Regions from separate parts of the Homo sapiens genome. Here region 1 is linked to region 2. Evidence: read pairs that join two places in POLR2A ChIA-PET (ENCODE). Cell type or tissue: CD4-positive, alpha-beta T cell. All regions are shown on one strand. Links, peaks and the distances in the headings refer to the core of each region. The heading gives the core; the rest is flanking DNA.

Region 1 (5,374 bases), core at 112-5,111, 50 kb after region 2:
AGAGATTCTCTTGCCTCAGCCTCCTGAGTAGCTGGGATTACAGGCACCTGCCTGGTACCACATCCAGCTAATTTTTGTATTTTTACTTATTTATTTATTTTTTGAGACGGAGTCTCGCTCTGTTGCCCAGGCTGGAGTGCAGTGGCGCGATCCTAGCTCACTGCAACCTCTGCCTCGCAGGTTCAAGTGATTCTCCTGCCTCAGCCTCCTGAGTAGCTGAGATTACAGGGGCATGCCACCATGCCTGGATAATTTTTGTATTTTTAGTAGAAACGGGGTTTCACTATGTTGGCCAGGCTGGTCTCAAACTCCTGACCTTAGGTGATCCGCCTGCTTTGACCTCCCAAAGTACTGGGATTATAGGCGTGAGCCACTGCGCCTGGCTCTGGATTGTTCTTTTTCCCATTGTAGTGATCACTTTCTAACATATTACATAATCAGACTTAATATGTTTATTGTATATTAATAGAGGAGTTAGAATATAAGCCCTGTGAGTGCCAGGATCTTTTGTTTTGTTCTCTTATGTATTTCAAGTTTTTAGAACACATAGTTGGCACTCAATAGTCACAGACCCTTTCTGTAAACCAGGGGTTGGCAAACTATGGCCCAGGGATCAAATCTAGCCATGTCGCCGGGCGTGGTGGCTCACGCTTGTAATCCCAGCACTTTGGGAGGCCGAGACAGGTGGATCACGAGGTCAGAAGATCGAGACCACCCTGGCTAATGTGGTGAAACCCCATCTCTACTAAAAATACAAAAAATTAGCTGGGGGTGGTGGCAAGCGCCTGTTAGTCCCAGCTACTCGGGAGGCTGAGGCAGAAGAATCGCTTGAACCCGGGAGGCAGAGCTTGCAGTGAGCCAAGATCCCGCCATTGCACTCCAGCCTGGGTGACAGAGTGAGACTCCGTCTCAAAAAAAAAAAAAAAAAAAAAAAAAAAAATTCTAGCCATGTCACATCATTTGTTTACATACTGTCTATGGCTGCTTTCATGCTGCAAGAGCGGAGATGAGTAATTTTGACTGCATGGCCCAAAAAGCCTAAAATATTTATGGTCTGGTCCTATACAGAAAAAGCTTACCACCCTCTGCTCTAGATGATTCTGATGCCTGTCTGTACTATTTGATGATCATTGCTCTAAACATTCATATTTGGCTATGACTTCTTACAGGTAATATTAAAAAGATATATATAAAAGTTATTACTAAGAAGTAAACTACACAAATAGTTCCTTTCAATAAAGCATGTACAGTAAGATTCCAGCTTTAAAATGTGCCCATAGATGCATGCACACATGCAGAAGAGATGAGCAAGATATCCAAATACACTAGCAAAGTTATCTCTAGGTGATGAGTTCATGAGGTGATTTTCCTTAATTTTTTTCCTAAAATGAACACATACGACTTTGTAATCTTTTTTTTTTTTTTTTTTTTTTTATTTGAGATGGAGTCTCACTCTCGCCCAGGCTGGAGTGCAGTGGCACAATCTCGGCTCACTGCAAGCTCTGCCTCCTGGGTTCACACCATTCTCCTGCCTCAGCCTCCTGAGTAGCTGGGACTACAGGCGCCCGCCACCACGCCCGGCTAATTTTTTATATTTTTAGTAGAGATGGGGTTTCACCGTGTTAGCCAGGATGGTCTCGATCTCCTGACCTCGTGATCTGCCCGCCTCGGCTTCCCAAAGTGCTGAGATTACAAGCGTGAGCCACCGCACCCAGCCTGTAGTCTTTTTTTTTAAGTACCTTTAAAAAGAGTGGGTCCCTGATCCTCCAACGGCATGACCAGTAAACATCTCCGTTTCTTCTTCTCCGACCTACTCCTCACCAGATGCCTCCGCGCTGAGACCTACCCCTCAGCCCCGCTCCCACATTCCTTCTATGGTATCCTGCATCATCCTCTCTTCTAGCCAGAGCATGGTCTCTGGGGCCAGGCAGACCTGGGTTGAATACCTACTCCTTTACTGTGTAGTCTTGGGCAAATTATTGTTGGCTTCAGTCTATTTATAAAATATGGATAAAAGCAACCTCTGCAAAGAACCACTGGAGAAGCGTATTAAAATACAGACTCCTACCCTGCCCACCCCCAGTCCCAACTAAGACTCAGCAGGTCTAGCTGGTGGCTGGGAAGGCTGCATTATAAGCAGGTACCTGTGTGTTCTGTGTAGACCTGGCCCTGCCGTTTGAGAAACAATGGTGTTAGAATTAGAGGTATGAATGTAAAGTGCCTATTACATACATACACATGGCTATGTAATGAATGGTGCTGCCTTTCTTCTAAGGGCCTTGTCTCAGAGTTATGTCATTCTGTACACGGTACCTCAGGAAGTCAGGGCAGCCAAGACCCAGCTCTTCTGACTCTGCACCTACATCCCTCTGTGCCTTCAGGACACTTAGGTGACATTCATCTGGCTGTCACCACAGGCTTCCTGTGGGTTAGCCAGACTCTTCGCTGCTTCCTCACTTCAGGGCTTTGGTTGTGGCCATGACAGCTTTCCCTAACCTCAGGTTGCCCTCTAGGGACTTGAAACTGTCTCTTCAGGCTTAAATGCTATGGCAGAACCTTTCAGGGGTAGAGAACAGAGTATCCACTAACATTTCTGGAATATTCCACATCTAGCTCTTGGGTGGGTATTAACAGTCCCAGTATACGGATGAGGAAATGAAGGCTTCAGGTGGTGCAGGGAGCTGTGAAGCTGGGTTCTCTCTGCCATCTGCCTCCTTCCACCGTCCTACCCTGTCACACAAGGAGAGCACTAAGATCTCCATTACAATGTGCATGTGGCAGAGAGGTGGCCTATGCTACAATTTAAGACTTCAGAATGGAGTTCTACTGGTTTGGTTTTGAAAATGGAAGTTTTCGGGTGATTGCTAACTTTGTAGTGCTGTCACTCACAGCTCATTTTATTCTGTTTAATCGGCTCTCTGCTTCCCCAGTTAAGAAATAGAGGCAAAACTGCTCTTAGGTCACACGGTCATGAAGTGAGGTCTTAACCTCCAGGCTCCTTCCAGGCCACAGGCCTGCCCCAATCTCTCCTCCCCTTCTCTGCAGAAAGAAGTCCAGTCTCTCAGAACAGACGAATGCTGTGACAAAACATAGGTGGAAAGCAGCTCTGCGATGACAGGGATCACCCTGGGAACCAGTAAAACCCTTTGGCTAGGGTACCCCAAGAGACTCTGCTATACCCAGAGACCAAGCCTTATGTCACCCTAGGACTTGGGCCCAACAGGAAAAAGGAGTCACTTTGTCTCCAAGCCCCCATTCTTCTTTTTATTTCTTCTACTCTGTTCCCACTGTTCCAGCCTAGTCCAAGACTCTGGCTTCCTCCCACCTGACTACGGTTGTTTCTTGTGAGTCTTCTATAGCACATCCTCAGCCTCTCCTTTCACAGGCCCTGAGGGCAGCAGAGGCAGCATAGCAGAGTAGTTAAGAGCTTATGTTTACCTCTCCTGTAATTTCAATTCCATCCAGTCTCCAACCACTACTGATTTTTTCTGATCACCCTTTGTAGCCCAATTCCAAATGAAACCTATAATTTGTAACCCTCCAACTGTTTCACTATCCCTCATTCTCTCCCGTACTCAGCTCAGATTCCATGAGGCATCATTCTTATCACTTCTTGCATATACTTTCTTTTCTTTCCTATTTTTTTGAGACAGGGTCTCAGCTCTGTCACCCAGGCTGGAGGGCAGTGCAGCAATCTCAACTCACTGCAGCCTCAACCTCCCCACTCAGGTGATCCTCCCACCTCAGCCTCCCGAGTAGCTGGGACTACAGGCACGTGCCACCACATCTGGCTAATTTTTTGTATTTTCTGTAGAGATGGGGTTTCATCACAATGCCAGGGCTGGTCTTAAACTCCTGGGCTCAAGCGATCCACCTGCCTCAGCCTCCCTTAAGTACTGCAATTATAGGTGTGAGCCACTGTGCCCAGCGGACTTTCTTCTTTTCATCAACTGATTTTACCTGGCTAAACTTGAACCTAATTAGATCCAACTCCCCATCTGCTCTGTTCCTGCACCTGAGCAACTGAATATGGCTGAACAAAAATACAACATGTTGATGGTCTCACTTAAAACCTACAATCACAACCTCAGTGGGCCCTGGGACCATCCACCCAGCAACCCTATTACACCTGTCAGGCCCACCACCTACTCCTCCCTCTTCTACAGGACTATTTCACACTGAAATATTTACTGGGTGGGTCACTGATCTCAGGTTCCTACCACTAGAAATATGAGAAAAAGTACACAGATCTCACAGGGCTTTTGTAAGGATTGAGTAATATGCATATTACTGTGCATATGCATCTGTGCTTAGCACAGATCTAGACACAGAGAAAGTGCTCAGAGAATGTTACCTCTATTTTCATTTCCCCAAAGCAGGGCTCTACTTAATTCTGCTCTGACTGAGGATCTATCATGAAACAATTATCCCGTTTATGGAGGAGCAAACAAAGGCTTAGAGAAGATTAGTAATCTTTCTGAAGTCACATGACTTATGAACAAAGTTGGGATTTGAACCCAGAACTGTCTGAACTCCAGAACCCACAGCCTTAGCATCCATGCTCTGCTGCTTTATGGCCCCAAGGCCAACCTTCTGAATCCAGCTTAAGGTTTTAAATTCTGAAGTTCTATTTCTGAGTCAACCCACTCACCCTTCTTGTACCTCCTTCTCCTGGGAGAGAATACAGAAGAGTGGGTTTAGGTCACCGCGCCTTAAACATGCCCCATGCCCTTTGCTAGCTAGTCTTTGTAGGCCTCCTCAGCTTAGACTACCACTCCCCTGCACCTGCCCCAAACTCACCAACTCTCCTATACGAGGCTTGTCTCCTCAGTGAAGCACCGCAGATGTCCAGAGATTCCTTCTTTCTCTGAACTCCTCCAGTACCAGACTGGCCCACCCTGCTTTATGCTTCCTCACAAAGGCTGCGGCTTCTGCCCCTCTCCCACTCAGTGTCTCATAAAGAACAGGTAGGAGCTCAGGCCGGGCACGGTGGCTCACGCCTGTAATCACAGCACTTTGGGAGGCCGAGGCAGGCAGATCACAAGGTCAGGAGATCGAGACCATCCTGGCTAACACAGTGAAACCCCATCTCTACTAAAAATACAAAAAATTAGCCGGGCATGATAGCATGCGCCTGTAGTCCCAGCTACTCGGGAGGCTGAGGCAGGAGAATGGCGCGAACCTGAGAGGCGGAGGTTGCAGTGAGCCGAGATCGCGCCACTGCACTCCAGCCTAGGCGACAGTGAGACTCCGCCTCAAAAAAAAAACAATAAAAACCAGGTAGGAGCCCAATGGATGACCTCATTGATCAAAGTCAGAAGGGAGACACTGGGTTGGAGACTGGAAACTCTATGGTTTCCATCAGGGAATAGGT
Region 2 (5,374 bases), core at 93-5,092:
GGGGTATCTACCAAGACAGTAATGAGCCCTTTTTAAAAAAAGAATTATTTTTATTTTTATTCTTGTTTTTAGAGATGGGGTCTTGCTTTGTCATCCAGGGTACAGTACAGTGGCAAGATCATAGCTCACTGCAGCCTCAAATTCCTTAATCCTTAACTTGCCCTTTTAGAATATGTACCAATATCTAACCTAGGCGCTGGACATGGTAGCATGCACCTGTAATGCCAGTGCTTTGAAGGGCAAGGCAGGAGGGATAGCTTGAGGCCAGGAGTTCAAGACCAGCCTGGGCAGCATAGTGAGACCCCCATCTCTTATTTTATCTTAAAAAAATAAAAATAAAAAATTAGTTGTGTATGGTGGCACATGCCTGTGATTCTGGCTACTCAGGAGCCTGAGGCAGGAGGATCCCTTGAGCCCAGTTCAGGGCTGCATTGAGGTATGGTCTCATTTCGCCACCACACTCCAGCCTGGGCAACATAGCAAGAACTCGTCTCAATAAAAAAAAAACACACATGGCCAGGCGTGGTGGCTCATGCCTGTAATCCCAGCACTTTGGGAGGCCGAGGTGGGCGGATCACGAGGTCAGTACATCGAGACACCATCCTGGCTAACACGGTGAAACCCCGTCTCCACTAAAAATTTACAAAAAATTAGCCGGACGTGGTGGCAGGCGCTTGTGGTCCCAGCTACTCGGGAGGCTGAGGCACCAGAATGGTGTGAACCCGACAGGCGGAGCTTGCAGTGAGCCGAGATCACGCCACTGTACTCCAGCTTGGGCGACAGAGCGAGACTCCTTCTCAAAAAGAAAAAAAAAAAAACCCACACACACACAAAAACATCCCACACACCTAATCTAGGAAGTTATGCTTATGATAAGATCGAGTAAATCAGGTTTCCTTGCTTGTGGCTGAAATGTAATAAACCCTTTCTGGTCACTTTGAGAGCCTTGACCAGAAGTTCTGACCTAATATTTAGCAAGTGAAAATGGGAACACAAATAAATGCATTTAGGGGGCTTTTGGTGAAAACATGATAAAAGGGATTGGTAAAAAATTGGGAGACATTCTCATCCATTTTACAGACATGTAAACTTTCCCAGTCACACAGCAAGGTGATGGTAGAATGCAGAATGGAACTCTAGTCCCCCAATTCTGTAGTTTTAAAAAATATAGTGTATATAAAATATTTTAGATACACAGGCCAGGCAGGGTAGCTCATGCCTGTAATCCCAGCACTTTGGGAGGCTGAGGCAGGTGGATCACTTGAGGCCAGGAGTTTGAGACCAGCCTGGCCAGCGTGGTGAAACCCTGTCTCCACCAAAAGTACAAAAATTAGCCATGTGTGGTGGTATATGCCTGTAATCCCAGCTACTCGGGAGGCTGAGGCATGAGAATTGTTTGAACCTGGAGGGCAGAGGTTGCAGTGAGCCAAGATCGCGCCACTGCACTCCAGCCTGGGCGACAGAGCAAGACTCCATCTCAAAAAAAAAAAAAAAAAAAAAAAACAGAAAAAGAAAAAAACATATTTTAGACACACACAAAAAGCATCAAAAAATAATATAATGCACTTTGGGAGGCCGAGGCGGGCAGATCACGAGGTCAGGAGATCAAGACCATCCTGGCTAACACAGTGAAACCCCATCTCTACTAAAAATACAAAAAATTAGCCGGGTGTGGTGGTGGGTGCCTGTAGTCCCAGCTACTTGGGAGGCTGAGGCAGGAGAATGGTGTGAACCCAGGAGGCGGAGCTTGCAGTGAGCTGACATTGCGCCACTGCACTCCAGGCTGGGCAACAGAGCAAGACTCTGTCTCAAAAAAAAAAAAATAATAATAATAATATAATGAACATCCATGTGTGCCCAATACCCAGCCTGAGAAAGAAAACATTATCAATACAGTTGATGCCCCCTTGGGCATCTTTCCTTGATCACATACCCTTTCTCTCCCACTCCCCCAGCCCCCCACCCCATTACCAGCACTGCCAAGGTATAAGCACTATCCTGAGGTTAGTGTTTAATCTTCCCATCTCTTTGCAATGAGCATTTGACTGCCTTCTCTGCCTACGTCTGCTTCCACCTCTCACCCAGTATTGCTTCCCTTTAGTCTAAAGCTAGTGTGAGAATGAGAAAAGCGTTTATAGCAGAAAGAGAGAAAACCCATGGAAAAGTCTTCCCTACCCTCACAGATTAGCTCACATGAGTATCTGCTCTTCCATTTGCCCCCTTTCCATCTCTAATCACATAGCTTATTGACTAGGAATAAAAGGGCTGGTCATTTGAGCTACATGTTGGTTTGGTGCCTGAAGAAAAATATTTTTTTTTTTCTCACGTCCAAAACACCCATTCCTTCCCATGGAGGCTCCATATCCCAAATAAGAGTATAAACAAAGCTTTGGAAACGCAGGCAGGCCAAACTCTGTGCAGGAGGAAGTGGCCAGAGAGGGAAATCAGTTGCCAATGGATAAACAGCCGGGGCCCAGGGACCAAAGTTCTTATTTACACAGCCTCCCAGTGTTTACCCAGGAAGTGAGGAAGAGACCCACCCGCTGCACACTCCCTCATGCAGCCATGCTTCTTCCTCAGAGCACCGGATCTTGGCACCCTCCAAGTTTAGTGCAGAACCAGAGCTGGTAACTCTTGTGGTTATTGTAGATCTTGAGCTTCAACTGTGTCTTGAGATTTTACCAGCACAATCCAAACTGAGCTCTTCTGCTCTCACCCCAGGGCTGCTCCTTCCTCTACTTTTGGAAATCTTGATAACAGTGGGTACAGTAGAAGGCTGGGCAAGAGAATAAGTATGCAGCCCCACACCTCCTGCCTCTGACTTCCTGTAGCTCATTGATGTCTCAGCAGTTACTTTTTTTTTTTTTTTCTCCTGAGATGGAGTCTCGCCCTGTCACCCAGGCTGGAATGCAGGGGTGCAATCTTGGCTCACTGCAACCTCCACGTTTTGGGTTCAAGTGATTCTCCTGCCTCAGCCTCCTGAGTAGCTGGGATTACAGGCACATGCCTGGCTAATTTTTGTATTTTTAGTAGAGACGGGGTTTCTCCATGTTGGCCAGGCTAGTCTTGAACTCGTGACCTCAAGTGATCCACCTGCCTTGGCCTCCCAAAGTGCTGGGATTACAGGTGTGAGCCACCGCGCCCGGCCAGTAGTTACCTTTTCTGTAAGAGGAGATTTGGAGCTATAAAGTTCCTCTAGGTCTGTGAGTCTACAGCCTCCAGGTGTGCTTTCCTTCCTGTTTTCATTTCATTTGCCTTATTGTTTGCATATGTTTCCACATTATGTACTACTTGGTACTTTTACCCCATTAGGCCCGAAATAACTTTACTCCACTTGTCACTGTGAATGTAGCAGTAAGACACTGGGCTACGGGAGTCAAGACACCGGGACCCTGATTCTGGTTCTGCTACTGCCTGGTTTTATAACCTTGGGCAAATCACTTAACTTCTCGGTATCTGTTTGTTCCTCCGCACAGTGGGGTTGATATCTGGCTTGTCCAGCTCATAGAGTTGTTGTGAGGATCAAATGAGGTTGTATATGTGAAAGGACTTGGAAAAGGGCCGGGATATATTTTCACAGGCTTTTAAGACAGACAGGCTGGCTGGGCACGGTGGCTTATGCCTGTAATCCCAGCACTTTGGGAGGCCGAGGCGGGCGGATCACAGGGTCAGGAGTTTGAGACCAGCCTGGCCAACATGGTGAAACCCCGTCTCTACTAAGAATGCGGAAATCAGCCAGGTGTGGTGGCAGGTACCTGTAATCCCAGCTACTCGGGAGGCTGAGGCAGGAGAATGGCTTGAAACTGGAGGGCAGAGATTACAGTGAGCCAAGATCACTTCACTATACTCCAGCCTGGGCAACAAGAGCAAAACTCCGTCTCAAAAAAAAAACAGACAAACCAAAGCTTGAGGCTTGCATACTGCTTCTGCCATTTACTAACAGCTCACCTCTCTGAACCTGTTTCCCTACTTATTTATTTATTTATTTTTTTGAGACAGGGTCTCACTCTTGTCTCGCCCAGGCTGGAGTGCAGTTGCGCGATCTCAGCTCACTGCAACCTCTGCCTCCCGGGTTCAAGTGGTTCTTGTGCCTCAGCCTCCCAAGTAGCCGGGATTACAGGCAGCTGCCACCACACCTGGCTAATTTTTATGTTTTTGGTAGAGATGGGGTTTCTCCATGTTGCCCAGGCTGGTCTTGAACTCCTGGCCTCAAGTGGTCCTCCTGCCTTAGCCTCCCGAAGTGCTGGGATTACAGGTGTGAGCCACTGTGCCAGGCCTTGTTTCCCTACTTATAAGATGGGACCAAATCTTACCTCAGAAGCTTGTGTGAAGATGAATGATCTCGGGTATTTAACGCATGTAGCGCAGTGTCTGGCGTGTTGTACGTGCGCAGTGAACGATAGTTCTCTGGGTCTCTGTTCTTGCCCCTTGTTTGTCAGCTGGCGTGAGGGCCAGAGGATAAGTTTTTCTCCCTCAAGAAACGAACCAACATTTTCCAAGTTGCTAACTGCTTCTCCATATTAGATTTTTGTTAATTTTCTGACCAGTGGGTGAGGTGGGATATCAGTTTTGCTTGTTATAGATAATGGGCTAAGACCAGGTGTGATGGCACATGCCTATTGGGAGGCCAAGGCAAGAAGACTGCATGAGGCCTAGGGAACATAGTGAGGCTCTGTCTCTAAAAAAAAAAAAAAGAAAAAAAAATTAGCTGGGTATAGTGGCATGCACCTGTAGTCCAAAGTACTTGGGAGACTGAGGTGGAAGGATTGCTTGAGCCCAGGAGGTGAGGGTCAAAGCTGCTGCACATGAGCCATGTTTGTGCCACTGCACTCCAGCATGGGCAACAGAGCAAGCCCCTGGCTCTAAAAAATAAAAAAATAATAATGGGCTAAAGCTCAAAGATGTTAAACAACTTGATGCAGTCATACAGCCAGGAAGTAGAGCCTGGACTAGAACCCACACCTCCTGAATTTAAATTCTGTGTTTTTTTCCATCAGCTCATAAATATGTAAACTAAAGGAAATTGTGGAAACTAACCTTTTGCTTATTTCTTTCAAGTCAACGTTGGTGAGGACTGTCCAGTATTCGATGGCCTGTTTGAGTTCTGTCAGTTGTCTACTGGTGGTTCTGTGGGTAAGGAATATTCATCTTCTCCCCAGGGGTAGACTGGGTTGTTCTAGTGAGGTCTGCCTTTTAGGCTGCTATCCTAGTTGGCTGATCTGAAACCATGTAGAATGGTCCTGTGGTTTTTACTGAAGTCTCTAAAATGGCTGGTGTAGTGTCTCACACCTGTAATCCCAGCACTTTGAGAGGCTGAGGAGGAGGATTGCTTGAGGTCAGGAGTTCAAGACCAGCCCAGGCAACATAGACCCTC

The links. Peaks named below come from ENCODE experiments on the same cell type or tissue, not always from the same donor. Only the 100,000 strongest peaks of a DNase experiment are listed, where the experiment ranks them.
Region 1: POLR2A ChIA-PET joins it to region 2 with 6 read pairs; 26 of 35 experiments call an interaction of 5 or more read pairs at or near these places.

Annotation. Positions count from the first base shown.
Region 1 is chr1:32,369,893-32,375,266 of GRCh38, forward strand. All of the region lies in intron 9 of BSDC1 (BSD domain containing 1), which reads right to left. Among named protein-coding and RNA genes, the nearest start is that of TSSK3, 10 kb to the left of the region's middle. In CD4-positive, alpha-beta T cell, for the core only: CTCF peaks have their summits at 2,534 and 2,751; a DNase peak (open chromatin) is centred at 2,449.
Region 2 is chr1:32,319,421-32,324,794 of GRCh38, forward strand. HDAC1 (histone deacetylase 1) reads left to right here. Exons shown (of 14, transcript NM_004964.3): 4 at 5,059-5,133. Among named protein-coding and RNA genes, the nearest start is that of MARCKSL1, 14 kb to the right of the region's middle. In CD4-positive, alpha-beta T cell, for the core only: no CTCF peak of the experiment used is centred there; DNase peaks (open chromatin) are centred at 711 and 2,741; H3K4me3 peaks cover 537 bases; H3K27ac peaks cover 4,242 bases.